Regions from separate parts of the Homo sapiens genome. Here all the other regions are linked to region 1. Evidence: chromatin contacts called from ENCODE Hi-C or POLR2A ChIA-PET data. All regions are on one chromosome and are shown on one strand. Each heading gives the region's core, a stretch centred on a gene start or an enhancer-like site at or near the end of the contact. The rest is flanking DNA. Distances are from core to core; before and after follow the strand shown.

Region 1 (4,222 bases), core at 1,478-3,977:
GTCCCCCTCCCATTTTTCAAGGAGCTGATTCCTTTTAAGGCAGGCAAAAAGCTGCTTCCCATTCACCCTTCCTTCTTTCTCTATTCACCCAACCTCCACAACTCCCCAAATCCAGTAGGATAAAAAAAGGGAGGGATCTTTTTCCCTCCCTTGAAGCATGTGTAAAGCTTAACTGCATCCTGGGAAGTGTAGTTCCAGCACTTAGGTGGATCCAAGAAGTAAGATTTATGGCAGAAGTATTCTACATGCTGGGATTGTAGCTTTTCATGCACAGGGTGTTGAGTCAGCGTCTCAAAGAATCAGACAATGACGGTTAGGAGCAATACCCCACCCGTGCAGAGCTGCATTAGAATTTAGAGTTAGGTTAGAAGCTGCGCAAACACCTGTTCTGCAGCTGCAGGTGTGAGATCATCATACAAATGGAGGGCCGGCATTGATGAAGCCAACCCCATACCATGTATGACTGCTGCCTCAAAGTCTCAAGAAAGCTCACCTTATTTAAATATTTATATTGAAGAAGTAAGTTATAGGAAAGACTACTTGGAATCAGTGAAAAAATTGTTGAAGACCCCAGGATGTCTATTTCAGGAACCAGGAGAAAGTTTCAAAAATTTTCAAAATATCTTTTGAAATGTAAGCCTTCCTTAGGCAGGCAACACTTTCTACCTTGCATTATGGTTGTTTGTGTGCAACGTCTTAATACACATAGGCATATACATACATCTGCCTGCACACTTTGATAACAGGAGACATGTCTTTCTTTTATTTACATTCCTAACATCAGAGCCCAGCACACTGCTTGGAATGTCATAGGAACTCAGTGAATGAATAAAGAATGAATTCCAGCAAATGACAAAATTTGCTCTTTTTTTCTTATTGAGTATGTGGATGTTCTCATTTATCTATGTTCTATTTGGCCTTTAAGAAAACAGAAATGGAAAACCACAAGGTCATAGGCATGGGAGTGGGAGTGAGGTGAAAATGAAAATGTGAAATGGATAAAATCTGACTGAAAGTTAACAACTCAAGAGCAGAATTAAAATTCGTATTAGAGTCAACAAATAACTGAACTAAACCAGAGAAGAACTGAATAATGATTGGAGAGGATAAACTGGAAATCTCTCTCAGAATGCAGAGAAAAGGGAAAAAGCTATCCATGTGATAGGAGAGATATTGTTAGATGTGGAGGGCAGAGAATGGAGTTCCAACCTCAAAATTATAGGTATTTTGAGTTAGTAAGAATAACTGAAACAGAAATAATTATAAAGACTTTGAAGAAACAATTTTCTGTACTAAAACAAAGAATATGGTTGTCATACTCCAGGCAAAATGAATAACAATTTTTTTATGACAAAGAGAAAGAAAAATATCTTGCAGATCTCAGCTGATATCATCTAGCTGCATGGCGTGGGCAATTTTCGGAGCCTAATTTTCTTCATCTTTAAATGGGAAAGTTTCCAGAGAGTCACTAGATCCCTGCTAGACGTGACTATTTTATGATTTCATAAATGTTTGGAGGACTAGAGGGTCTAAGACAGCAATTGACTATTTTAACATCTCATTTGAGATAGAACAAGCAAAGAACAATTGCAAGTCCTCCCAAACAAGGCTTTATTGCCCCTTAATATAATTTGCTCCAGTGCATTAACTGGGATTCCAGGAATGTTCTAAGCACCCCAGATGTTCTCATAGTAACATCAGGACCTCACAGCCTCTGGCAACACTACCTGTTTTTGACTTCATGTGGAGCAGAAACCTCCTGATCACAATGATGTCTGTCAAATCCAGCATTAAGATTTTGAACACTAGGACCCTCCAACCTCCCAGCAGATTTTGGCACACTTCTTGCTCTCTCCTCTCTTCCGGAAGACTCTAGGACTAAGGCATCTTCTCCATGAGCTCCCTCTAAGTCCATGCATGCCCTCAGTCCCAATAATTTTTGGCTTCCAGAGCTCCTTCTTCTCAGCCCAGGCACCAAGCAACTTTTCAGCATTTATTCAGCATTTAAATCAACCTCAACAGTGAACACAGCCTTCCTTTTTGCTCATTTTCAGAGCCCAGCGATTTCATAGAATGGCAGGGCATCAGGTCCAGATCATTTAGACCACTGCCATGACCAGCGATAGGTATGGACTCCACTTAAAAATAAGGCTCGTAGCCGGGCATGGTGGCACAAGTCTGTCATCCTAGCTACTCAGGAGGCTGAGGCAGGAGAATTGCTTGAACCTAGGAGGCAGAGGTTGTAGTCAGCTGAGGTCGTGCCACTGCACTCCAGCCTGGGCATCAAAGTGAGACTCTGTCTCAAAAATAAAAAAAAATAAAAATAAGGCTCATAGTTCCAGGCTCTCATTTCTTCTGAGGCTTGGCTTCTAGGTTGGAGTGAATGCTGCCTCACTTCTTTTCTTCTCTGATCTCTTAAGTCGACTCTAGTGGCTGTCAGTGTGTGTGTGTGTGTGTGTGTGTGTGTAGGAATAGGCATGAATTTACCAGCCAGAATATACACACACACCCTTTCCTGTCTTGTCGTGTCCTGTTTTAGGTTATTCAAAATGTTATTCAGTGGCCACATTTACAGCAATAATAAAAATAGGCAGAAGTCATCAACACTATGAATAGTAAACACATTTAGAAAAAGGTGGCAGACAATAACGACGTCTGGGAAGTGTTTCAGTGGAGTCTTTCCTCACATGAGCACGCAGTGGTGTGGCTGCCAGAACTCCCTGGCTTCTGTACTTGATTTACGCAATGGTCTGGGTTGCCCTAGTTGTAACCATGCAGCTTGGCTCTGGGCTTCATAAATTCAGACCCCAGAATACAGTTTATTTATGTTATGACTCCATCCAAAACGTTGCAAAGAAGCCAACTCCCTTCATCCCATTAAAAAGGTATAATATGTATTTTTACTAGCCTGCAGAGCTTGGCATTCAGAGGTAACAATATGTGCTTTGTTACTCTGCAGGTTTGCCGTGAAGTGTGCTGTAATCTTTGCCAGGGGTGTGCTGCTCTCTCCCAGGAGGGTTCACAGCCCGGGAGGAACACTTCAGACTGCTTAACGACTTGCTCGGGCCTTGCCTTATATGGAATTTTTCCTTCTGCACAAGAGAATGACAACCACTTAGAGTGACAGCCAGCAGGGAACAGATGACAGCCAAAAATCCACTGTGCTCTTGGTCCCAGGATGTCCTATCTGACTTGAACTTTTGCTGTTTAGGCTTGCTCTCTGATAATGAATTTGGGAATGCCAACAGGTTTGGAGGAATAGGAGTCACTTAGAAAAGCTAGCCAGATAACTCCATTTTAGAAAGCATGGGGGAATGTCTTTCCCATTAATCCTGGTAAGTTAGTTAACAAGCACAGGGCACAATAGGTCCCCAAATAAATGGAAGAAATGGTGCAAAATGCAAGCTACAAAGTAGGTGTTTGATCATACACATTCATATTTTATTATTTAATTTGATTCAATCTTAGGGTCAGAGCTAACAGAAATAAATATATTTATTATTATTATTGATCAATAATTATTAGAACCATAAAGAAGTGTCCTCACACTCAGAGTCTAGTGTGCTAGCCCAGTAGAGAGACACCAATGATATCCCCAGGAGGTGGAAGGGAGGTTGGTGTGGATCTGGTTCAGGCACTGCTGTAAATGCTTTAGATCTACTGTCTCAGTGAATCATCACCACAACCCTATGAGATAGTCCTATTTTATCTTCATTTTGCAGATGAGGAAACTAAGGCACAGGGAGACTAAGAAACTTGCCCAAAGTCACACAGCTAGGTGTGGCTAGATGTGGCTTCTAGTTGGCAGCAGCCTAGAGTTCAAATACAGGCAGTCTTGCTCTATGAAGATTTTAACAGGCACAGGTGGAAGAGGGCAGTGCGTGTGGCAGAGATGTCAGCAAGAACATGAGAAAGGCATGGAGTAGAGAACAGGGACATGTCCAGTTGGATTGGAGTATGGGTAAGAGGGTTGGAGGAAAATTACACCATAAACACAAGCTACTGCCATATTGTGGAGGGCCATGAATGCTGATGTGAATATACTGTAATAAATATTGCTAATAATAAAAGCCAATATTTCTATGGTTTTATATTGTGTATAATATCTGTAATAGCCTAGCTTTGTTTTTACAGGTGCCCAAAAAGGCCACCAGCAGATGGATTCACTAGGCTCATTTCTCTTTGCCCTTGTCTTTCAAGTGGTTTATGTCAGGCTAGCCCC
Region 2 (4,239 bases), core at 63-2,562, 34 kb after region 1:
GGCTTCCCAAGTAGCTGGGATTACAGGTGCCTGCCACCACGCCCGGCTAATTTTTTGTATTTTTAGTAGAGAAGGGGTTTCACCATGTTGGCCAGGCTGGTCTCGAACTCCTGACCTTAGGTGATCCACCCGCCTTGGCCTCCCAAAGTGCTGGGATTACAGGTGTGAGCCACCGCATCTGGCCTGATGTGTATATCTTTTAACATGCCTTTAAATCCTATGGCTCTAAAGAGGCCATATTAGTTATTTCAGTGTTTATTTCATTTGATGAAGAAACGTTTGCATATGAATGTTGGGAATTCTAGCAGGTCCTGCCTCAATGTGAAGAGGCATTTTTTTTTGCTTTTGGCATTGATCTCCTTTTGGACTGGGCCTGATCCACTTCTTACATCCAGTCCAGGACCTGTCACAAAAGACTCACATTAGTACCACATGGTATCCTGTTTTAGTAAAGAATAGGTGAAATATTTTAGTGAGTAGATCCTACTTTTCCTTTCAGATGCAATGAACAGAAGACCCTGAAAGGATTTCAATCCAGAATGTCACAGGATAATAAGAGCAGATGTCTGTGATGCCCTTTACAAAGCACCTTTACATACTGTCTCTCATTCGTCTCTAATGACACCTATGTGATCCTCCATTTTTTCAGATGAGGAAACTGAGGTTCAGAGTGATTAAGCGAGTTGCCTGAGATTTCACAGCTAACACATTGTGAAATCTAGTCTAGCACCCAGGACTAAAAACTCTCGGCTTCTTTTAAGGCCACATATCGCCTCACCAGAAGGGTGGCCTCTCTGGAGATATACCCTACCCTCGGCCGACTTGATATTGAGAACTTGGTCATCTTAAGCATGTGGGCCACTTGGGCAAGGCAGCCCTTCCCAAATTGTAAATGTCCCCACGTGGAGCTCAAGCGTCTGGCTTGAGCCAGAAGGTGCCCTGAACACTCGGTGGCCCCAGCCCCCACGTAACAGCACGTGCTCGGGTCCCACATTCGGTCAGACGCCCCTCTCCACTGGCATCTGCCCGGTGGAGGCGCCACTGCGCTCTGCCTCCGCCCCAGCAAGCGCGTGTCCACGCGGGCGCGCCACGCCAGCCGTGCGCCCCAGCGGCTCGCCGTGCGCCCGCGCCCCAGGTGCCCACTGGCTCGCGCGCCCTCCGTCTGCGCCTTGGAGACCCGCGGCGGCGATCGCTCGGAGCCGCCTTGGACCGCGGCCTCGGGTCCATCACACTCCAGGGGCGGAGCGAGGCACCGAGACGTCAGGGCGGAGAACTAGCGCCGGGCTAGCGCGCCCTCCCGGCGGCTGCCGGCGTCCCACGTCCTCGGCTGGCGCGGCCGGCGGCGGCGGCGACCGGGAGATGCAGTGAGCGGCGGCGCTGGGGCGCAGCCAGGCGGCCGGGAGGGCGGGGGCCAGAGGCTGAGCCCGGGCGAGCCCGCCGTGCGCACAGCTCTGCCCGCCGCCCCTGGAGCGGATCCCCAGCCGTCCCTGGGCGTTCTCCCGGGTTCTAGCAAAGCCCCCCGGGGTGCCCATCAGTTTCCTTGGGTGACTACAGCGTGTGTTTTTTCTTTCCTCTTTCCCCTGCCTGTGTGCCCTTCTCCAGGATGGCAGAGGCGGAATTGCACAAGGAAAGGCTGCAAGCCATAGCAGTAAGTCCACTTTCATTTTATTTTCTTGCTCTATTGTCTGGGGTGGAAGGGGGCCCCCGAGGGTTTCGGGGCAAGCGGCATGCCAGCACAGTAGCCGCAGGTCATATGTTCCAGGGGCTAAAACTCTGTCAGGGCTCAGCTAGGCTGCCTTTTCTTTTCTATGTCTATAGATGGAGACCCCCAAGGGCGCGCTTTGGACTGAGGATTTGAATGTGGAAGATTGGCTTAAAAAAAGATGCTTGCTGCTGGGCTTTGGGGAAGGACTAAACAGAGGCTTGGGGTGGGGGGACGACTCCAGGAATATTATGACCGAATGCTCAGGCATACGTTGGCTTCATAGCCTGGAGAACCAAGAGAAGGGTGACCTGAACGGTGGCTGCCATCCTCTCTGCGGAAGCTGTCCTCCTGTTAAGTGGAAAACCAGGAGTCAGCGACTCAGCCAGCCACGCGGTAGAACCTCCTCCCAGAAACCGGGAATGTTAGTTTTCCCTTCTCTGTTTGATATTGACAAGGGCACTGGCACAAGCCACCACCCTGGAGGTCTGGGGACTTCATACAACTGGGTCCTGGTTATAATATTCCATGAGAGCCTCCTTCTTATGGTGTGGAGTATCTGAAAACCTATTTTCAGCCTACAAAGGAGTAGTCAGTTTTGGCAAAGTTCGTAGGCACTTTCAGAAAAGTGTACCCATGTGCATCTTGGGTTTAAAAAAGAACTCTCTGAGACTGCCTAGATTTGAGCAATCTTAACACAGTGTTGCCAATGATCCACAGATGTGGTATTTTTACTGGAGCCACCACAGCTGGATTATATATTTCCTTCGAGGATGAGGGAATGATTACTGCTGCCGTATGAAATAGTAACAATTAAAAAAGAAGGTCCGTTAACATATTGGCATAAAAGAATCTCCAGACATTCTTCCACCTAAATACATTTGTGTTTTTCAGTTCGGAAGTTCTCTGGAAACACATATAAATTTGTTGGAGAAATAGTGTGTAATGTTTTGGAACCAAAGTATATTAAAGCGTTTTCCAAAACCTTTTTGGACAGATTCTTCATTGGGAAAATGCACACAGACCCTTCCTTTTTTAGAAGCATTTGACATGGTCTCCAAGGCTCTGAGACCCTCTTTCTCAAACGCCTCAAATCTGAAATGTCTTGGAGACTTCACCACTGAAGTGAGAGAGATGTTTGCTGGCAATATTGAAATGCCATGGTTTGCCTATTAGGTAATCTTTGAACGTGGTGCTCTGAACTCAGAAAGGTTGTTTTTTTCTTCTTTCTCTTTCCCCCTGTGCATGTGTATTTTGATGGTTTGTGAAGTTATTTGTGGTTTCTAAAGTTGGTGGCAAGGCAGCATGGCCAGTGTGTCATGAACTTGATAAGAATGGTGATATTGAGTTAATGGTGCCATGTAGCTGGTGGGTGTTTTGTGTGAACTGGATAATAGGCTGCTTTAACTGTTGATGCAGTGGCTGTTCCCATTGGCTGCTGCTGAAGGCTTCCAACAGTTGTCACATTTTCTGCCTTTGCACAACCAGCTTTACTGGATGCCTGAGGAACAGCTGAACTCCATGAAAGGACTTGCTTTCCAAACATGGAGCCAGTAGCTGCTAACACTGGGGTACCCTTTTCCAAGTGCGGTTGAGTAATCCCAGCAGAGGCCAAGTCGATTTTCCAAGAAAGATCTAGGCAAATCTTTGGGAATTCTCTTGAGCATATAAGAATACACACAAATACTCACTTGTGCCTCTTCAGTTATTGAAGAATTGAGTTTGTCCTGTGTATCTGGGGAGCTGTTGATTATTCTCATGAATGTGCACCTAATACAGTCTGCCCTCCCTATTCATGGGTTCCATATCCACGCCTTCAGTCAATCTTGGATTGAAACTATTGGAAAAAATAATAGATAGCTGAGTCTGTACTGAACATGTACAGACTTTTTCTTGTCACCATTCCCTAAATAATACAGTATAATCAACTGTTTACGTCGCATTTACAGTGTATTAGGTATTATAAATAATCTGAAAATGATTAATGTATGTGGGAGGATGTGAGTAGGTTATATGCAAATACCATGCTATTTTATAGGGACTTGAGCATCCTTTGATTTTGGTATCCAAGGGGGTCCTGAAACCAATTCTCTGAGGATACTGAGGGATGACTGTATGATGTTGTCAGGACAGATTTGCTAACAGCGTGTGTTTGTTTGTGTGTGTGTGTGTGTGTGTGTGTGTGTGTGTATGTGTGTGTGAGAGAGAGAGCCAATTAAGAGACAGAGGGAGTTGGGTGGGGGGACTTATGGCCACATCGGTAAATGGTTTTATGCTATGCTTTGGTCTAGTGCCTACTCTTCTGAATTCTGCAAACCCTGACTCTCTCATCACTTTCCTGGAGTTCTCAGGGGACCCTGAGGAGATCACAAGCCTGCCCCCAGAACCTAGCACTCCTGAAGTCTCTCTGGAGATGTGAGGGAAGAAGACAATAGGTCCTCACATCTTCACTTACTTGGGCTTCTCTCTCAGAGGCAGAGAATCGACTGGGATTCCAGTCTGCAGGGCCTTGGGCAGTCTTTAGTCTGGGTCTCAGC
Region 3 (4,727 bases), core at 515-3,014, 38 kb before region 1:
GACTACTTGGGTTTGAATCCAGCCTCTGCCACTTACTAACTGTATGCTTTTAGTTGAGTCACTTAACCTAGTTGAATTATTTAACTTCTCTGTGCCTCTGGTTTCTCATTTGTTAAATAGAGATAATAAAAGTTTCTTACTCCATAGGTCAATTGAATTAACTGAATCCACTATTAAGAACAGCAATTATGTCACTATAATTCCCCAATCCTTCTGCCCTGCCCCAAGTCCCACTAAGGGAGGAGAGAAGAAAAGAAGGAATGAACCATGCTTGCCTCTAACTTCAAGTCTCCCCAGCAAGGGATCAAAATCGTGTAGAAGGGAAGGGGAGGGGAAGAGGTGAGATTTCAATCACATTTGAGATAGAAACATTTAACTGGTTTGAAATTTTAATACCTTTTCAAAAAACATGCCTGGAAAGCTATGAGATATGTTCAAGATGTAATTATGAACTAAAAAGGCTGTATTGCAGTTTTTTAGAAAAATAAAAATGATTTCATTTAAATTCACCAACTTGATTCCTCAGTAATACTCATAATAATGATGATGATGGTAGCTAGCTGAATTCAGGATTATTTTTTTGATATTCACTACCATGGCAAACTGTCAAACTTAAAAAATCATTTATAACTCATATCCACTACAATGGATATTATGAAAGATACAAATAATAACAAGTATTGGTAAGGATGTAGAGAAACCCAAATACTCATACATTACTGGTGGGGATATAAAGTGGTGCAGCCACTTTGGAAAAAAGTTTGACTCTTTCACAAAATGCTAAACATAGAGTTACAATATGAGCTGGGAATTCTACTACCTAGATATATTTCCAGGAGAAATGCAAACATACGTTCACACAAAAACTTGTCCACAAATGTTCATAGCAGCATTATCCATAATTGCCAAAAAAGTAGAAACAACACAAATGTCTGTCAATGGAAAAATAGATAAAGAAAATTTGGTATGTCCATAAATAAAATATTGTTTTGCCATGAAAAGAATGACATATTTATACATGCTACAACCTGGATGCACCTTAACAAACACGCTAAATGAAAGAAGCAAGTCACAAAACCTATATACTGTGTGATCCCATTTATTTTAAATGTCCAGAATAAGTAAATCTAGAGAGGCAGAAGTTAGATTAGTGGTTTCCTAGAGCTGAGTGTGGGCTGGGGTGGGAAGTGACTACTAAGGGTATTTTGGGTGATAAAAATATTCTAAATTTAGATTATGGTGGTGGTTGCACAATTATTTTAATATGCTAAAAACCATTGACTAGTACACTAAGTGAGTGAGCTTTATAGAGTATGTAAAATTTATATCTCAGTAAGTTATTAAGAATCAGCTTATTATTCTCCAAGTTTTGAAAACAGAGTCACAGTTTCCCTGACCTTGGGCTTTAATCTTTACAATAAATAACCTTAGCCTCCTCTCTCTGCATGGCCTCTCTTTCCACTTGGTGATGGCAGTGGACATGTGTCATTTTTCTGGCTGCCAGCATTTGAATCCATTTCCAAGTTTAGAGAACTGCCCCCCTACCACCACCATTTATGAGTCTTGGTGGAGTGCATCAGCCGCCTCCCATTATAAAATGGAAAACGCTGGTACCTGCTTGCTAAAGTTTAGAGGCCCCCACCCTGCCCCAGCTTTGAAGTCAGGCACTTCAAATACAAAGATACACTTCAGATACAAAGAAGTGAGGACAGTGGGAAATCCATTCTGATGGCAGGTGAGCAGTGACAACAGCCAACTTGGTTTCCAGGGACAGCGTCCGTGTCCAGTGCCAGGTAGTGCAAGGCATGGCCACACTGTGCTCAGCAGGAGTGATCTCACCACATTGACTTTTGGCTTGATTTTGCCTGTGACTAAATGCTACTTAGTCTTCTGGTCCTGCCTGTTTCCAAGCCTGTTTCTTTAACTTTCCCACTAATTGTGTGAGTTTATTAATAGCCTTCCGATCAGTTCCTTTCCTTCCATGCTCAGTTTCTCTGCTTGCTCCTAAGAATCCTGTTTGATACAGTCAGCAAGGAAGGATAATTTTCACCCCAGTCTCCAGGATCTTTCTTTAGATTCTGTAAGCATTTACTTATTTAGTGACTACTTTGTGCCATCCAATAAATGATCTCATAATCGCATAGTGGCACCGATACCAATAGCTCCCATTTCACAGATGAGGAAACAGGCTCATTGAAATGAATAGCTTGTAGATTCAAACCCAGGCCAAGCCCAGTGCCTTTCCCATAAGATCTTCATGGCCCCTTCTCCATTTTCACTGACACCACATCTCGCTCATTATTTACAGAACAAAAGGTCCCACTCCTCTCCCTCCCTCCACTATCTTTCTTCTTTAAATCGCTGTGGGCATCATTGTCATATTTCATCATAAGAGTATTGTTGATTCCTTTGTACAACAGCTGATGATGACTCCCTACTGTTTAGGTGATCAGACCTCAGGAAGGTATTTCCTGATCACATCCAATGCCTCCTTTGTCTCTGGCCACATCTTTTACTAATTCTAAACAAGCCCATCACATGCTACAAGAGTAAGTCCTGTTTTCTCTTAGTCTGGCTCAACTTACTATAGACAGCAGGACCTCAATCAATACCCTTAATCTGGAGGCTGACTAAAGACAAAATATTGAATTCACTCTTCATATTTTCATCATAAACCCCAAATTCTATGACAATGATGATTTTGGAAACAATAAATTAAGCATCAAGCATCATATGGCAAAATCTATTGGAATGTAATATTTTTGGCAGGAAATCATTTCAGAGTGGAAAATGTTTGCTAAATATAAACACTGCAAAGCCATGTGCACCGCCAAGACTTTATTATTAGATTCTCAGGGATTTTTATTTAGAAGCTGAGGAACTTGCGAGGCTGTACAATTCCTGGAATGGAATTTAGGTTTGCTTTCTGAAATCAATCCAGGCAAGCCTTTTTGCACATGAGCATTCTTAGAAAGTCTTTGAATGTCTATTCTTACTCACTTCTATGGGTGGCACAAAATCCAAAAATAAAATTACCATGAGGTTCTGCTTGCTTCCTGCTTTAGCGACACTGGAAATCCTCCAGGGATAGCTCATGTACTTTGTAAGTTCTCCTTTGCCTCTCTCATTGCCAGCATTGGGTAGTTGAAACCTAGACTCAGGACAAGATCTGGGATGGTGTGAACGTCAGGAAGGCTGTGCAGGAGAATTCAGAGGACTGGGCCACAACTGCTAAGGGTAGACCTGGAATGCAAGGGCAATTCACAGAGGGTTGGTCAGCAGGGATGGGGCCAGCTATAGTGGTACTTGAGCCTGTCAAGGGGCTGAGCAGAGAGGCCTGGCCTGACTCCTACCTTGCACTACTCTTCTCTCAAATGGGAATACTGGGGGAATCCAAACAGATCCTGGCCATTAGCAGGAGAGATTGAAGAGACCACAGCCCACATCCTGGGGCACTGTAGCATGTTCCTTTTATTGCTGGATCTGGCTGTAACTTTGGGACCTGACTGTGACACCCTGTGTAGTTATCTTGTCAAATCCCCTTGTAAGGCCCAGCCTAGTGCTTGGATGCCTGACACTTGCATCTTCTTTCTGTATGCTTCTTCCTGCCTCCCATGTGACTTTGTCAAGATGGCTGTCACTCCATCTTTGTTGCTATGAGCTTTGAGCCCCTTTGGACAACTCCCCTGGATGCTGCTTGCTCACCTGGGCCACTGCCTGTTGTTCAGGCCATGGCTTTCCATCAACACTATCTTTTACCGTCTCTTGCCAAGTCAAGCCTGTGCCCTCAGGGCCAGTCTTCCTTCATACAACTCTGTGAACAGACCTAATTTCAGACCCTGACCATGTGTTGACTTCACCAGGCTCTACTCCTCAGAGGGGTAGCAGGAGCTGAGGAGGCTGTCAGGGGCCCAGGCATGGGTTAAAGGCTTTGGTAGCATGAATAGAAAGAATGGGTCAGAAGCCCAGACTGATGGACACAGGCATCAGGGAATGCACCAAGGAGACCAGGGCTTCATTGGCTCACAGGTCCCTGTGCTAAAGAGGAAAGCACATCCACAGTTAAAAAAAGCTGCTCTTCCTTCAGGTGTATACAACCTGTAGCGATTTGAATGTTGGCCCCAAAAGGATATGTGCAAGTCCTAACCCCTACTACCTGTGAATATGATCTTATTTGGAAAAAGGATCTTTGCAGATGTAATTAAGGATCTTGAGATTGAGATCATCGTGGATTACCCAGATGGGCCCTAAATCCAATGACAGGTGTCCTTATAAGAAGAAAAGAAACAGTGAGAAGAAGGCCATTTGATGATGGAAGCAGAGATTGGAGTGGCGTAACTACAAGCCAAGGAATGCCAAGTATTGCTGGCAGCTGGCAGAAGCTAGGAGAAAGGCAGGGAACAAATGCTTCCTCAGAGCCTATAGAAGGACCCAATCGTGCCAACACCTTAGGACTTCTGGCCTCCAGAACTGTGAGAGGATAAATTTCTGTTGTTTTTGGTCAGTTTGTGGTAATTTGTTAAAGCAGACTTTGGAAAGTAATGCACAGCCCCAGAAGGAGACATGGCTTTTTGGGTAGAGCACAGGCTAACTTTCAGCCCTTCCTGCCCAGCAGTCTGGTTTCTTTGTGCAAGGCACAAACTACACCACAATTTATCAAGGCTCTGATGGAGACTGAGAAACCAGAGCCCAAATCCACAGAAAGAATTAAAGGAGTCAGCATTTGG

What was found. A loop is a pair of places that touch in the nucleus more often than their neighbours do. ChIA-PET counts read pairs that join two places held with the same protein, here RNA polymerase II (POLR2A). Pooled maps may share reads with other maps.
Region 2: a loop to region 1 is called in a map of ascending aorta, with 4 times the contacts of the local background. The contact joins the promoter of PALM2AKAP2 here to the enhancer-like site in region 1. A Hi-C loop is called at or near these places in 3 of 168 maps with a recorded cell type or tissue (K562, Right ventricle myocardium superior and ascending aorta), 1 of 37 single-sample maps with no recorded cell type and 11 of 50 pooled maps. POLR2A ChIA-PET finds 5 or more read pairs at or near these places in 3 of 52 experiments (H1, PC-3 and activated T-cell).
Region 3: a loop to region 1 is called in a map of ascending aorta, with 4 times the contacts of the local background. The contact joins two enhancer-like sites. A Hi-C loop is called at or near these places in 4 of 168 maps with a recorded cell type or tissue (aorta, ascending aorta, cardiac septum and 1 more) and 8 of 50 pooled maps. POLR2A ChIA-PET finds 5 or more read pairs at or near these places in 2 of 52 experiments (Caco-2 and H1).

Annotation. Positions count from the first base shown.
Region 1 is chr9:109,743,049-109,747,270 of GRCh38, forward strand. It overlaps a transcript of PALM2AKAP2 not described here. Among named protein-coding and RNA genes, the nearest start is that of PALM2AKAP2-AS1, 27 kb to the right of the region's middle. Within about 2 kb of position 2,728, at least 16 of the 41 ENCODE cell types and tissues checked have a DNase peak (open chromatin) inside an H3K27ac peak, as active enhancers do; they include ascending aorta, where a contact is called at or near this core.
Region 2 is chr9:109,778,886-109,783,124 of GRCh38, forward strand. PALM2AKAP2 (PALM2 and AKAP2 fusion) reads left to right here and starts at 1,313. Exons shown (of 11, transcript NM_007203.5): 1 at 1,313-1,648. The coding sequence starts at 1,604.
Region 3 is chr9:109,705,732-109,710,458 of GRCh38, forward strand. It overlaps a transcript of PALM2AKAP2 not described here. Among named protein-coding and RNA genes, the nearest start is that of PALM2AKAP2-AS1, 64 kb to the right of the region's middle. RefSeq lists a silencer at 1-112. Within about 2 kb of position 1,765, at least 3 of the 41 ENCODE cell types and tissues checked have a DNase peak (open chromatin) inside an H3K27ac peak, as active enhancers do; they include ascending aorta, where a contact is called at or near this core.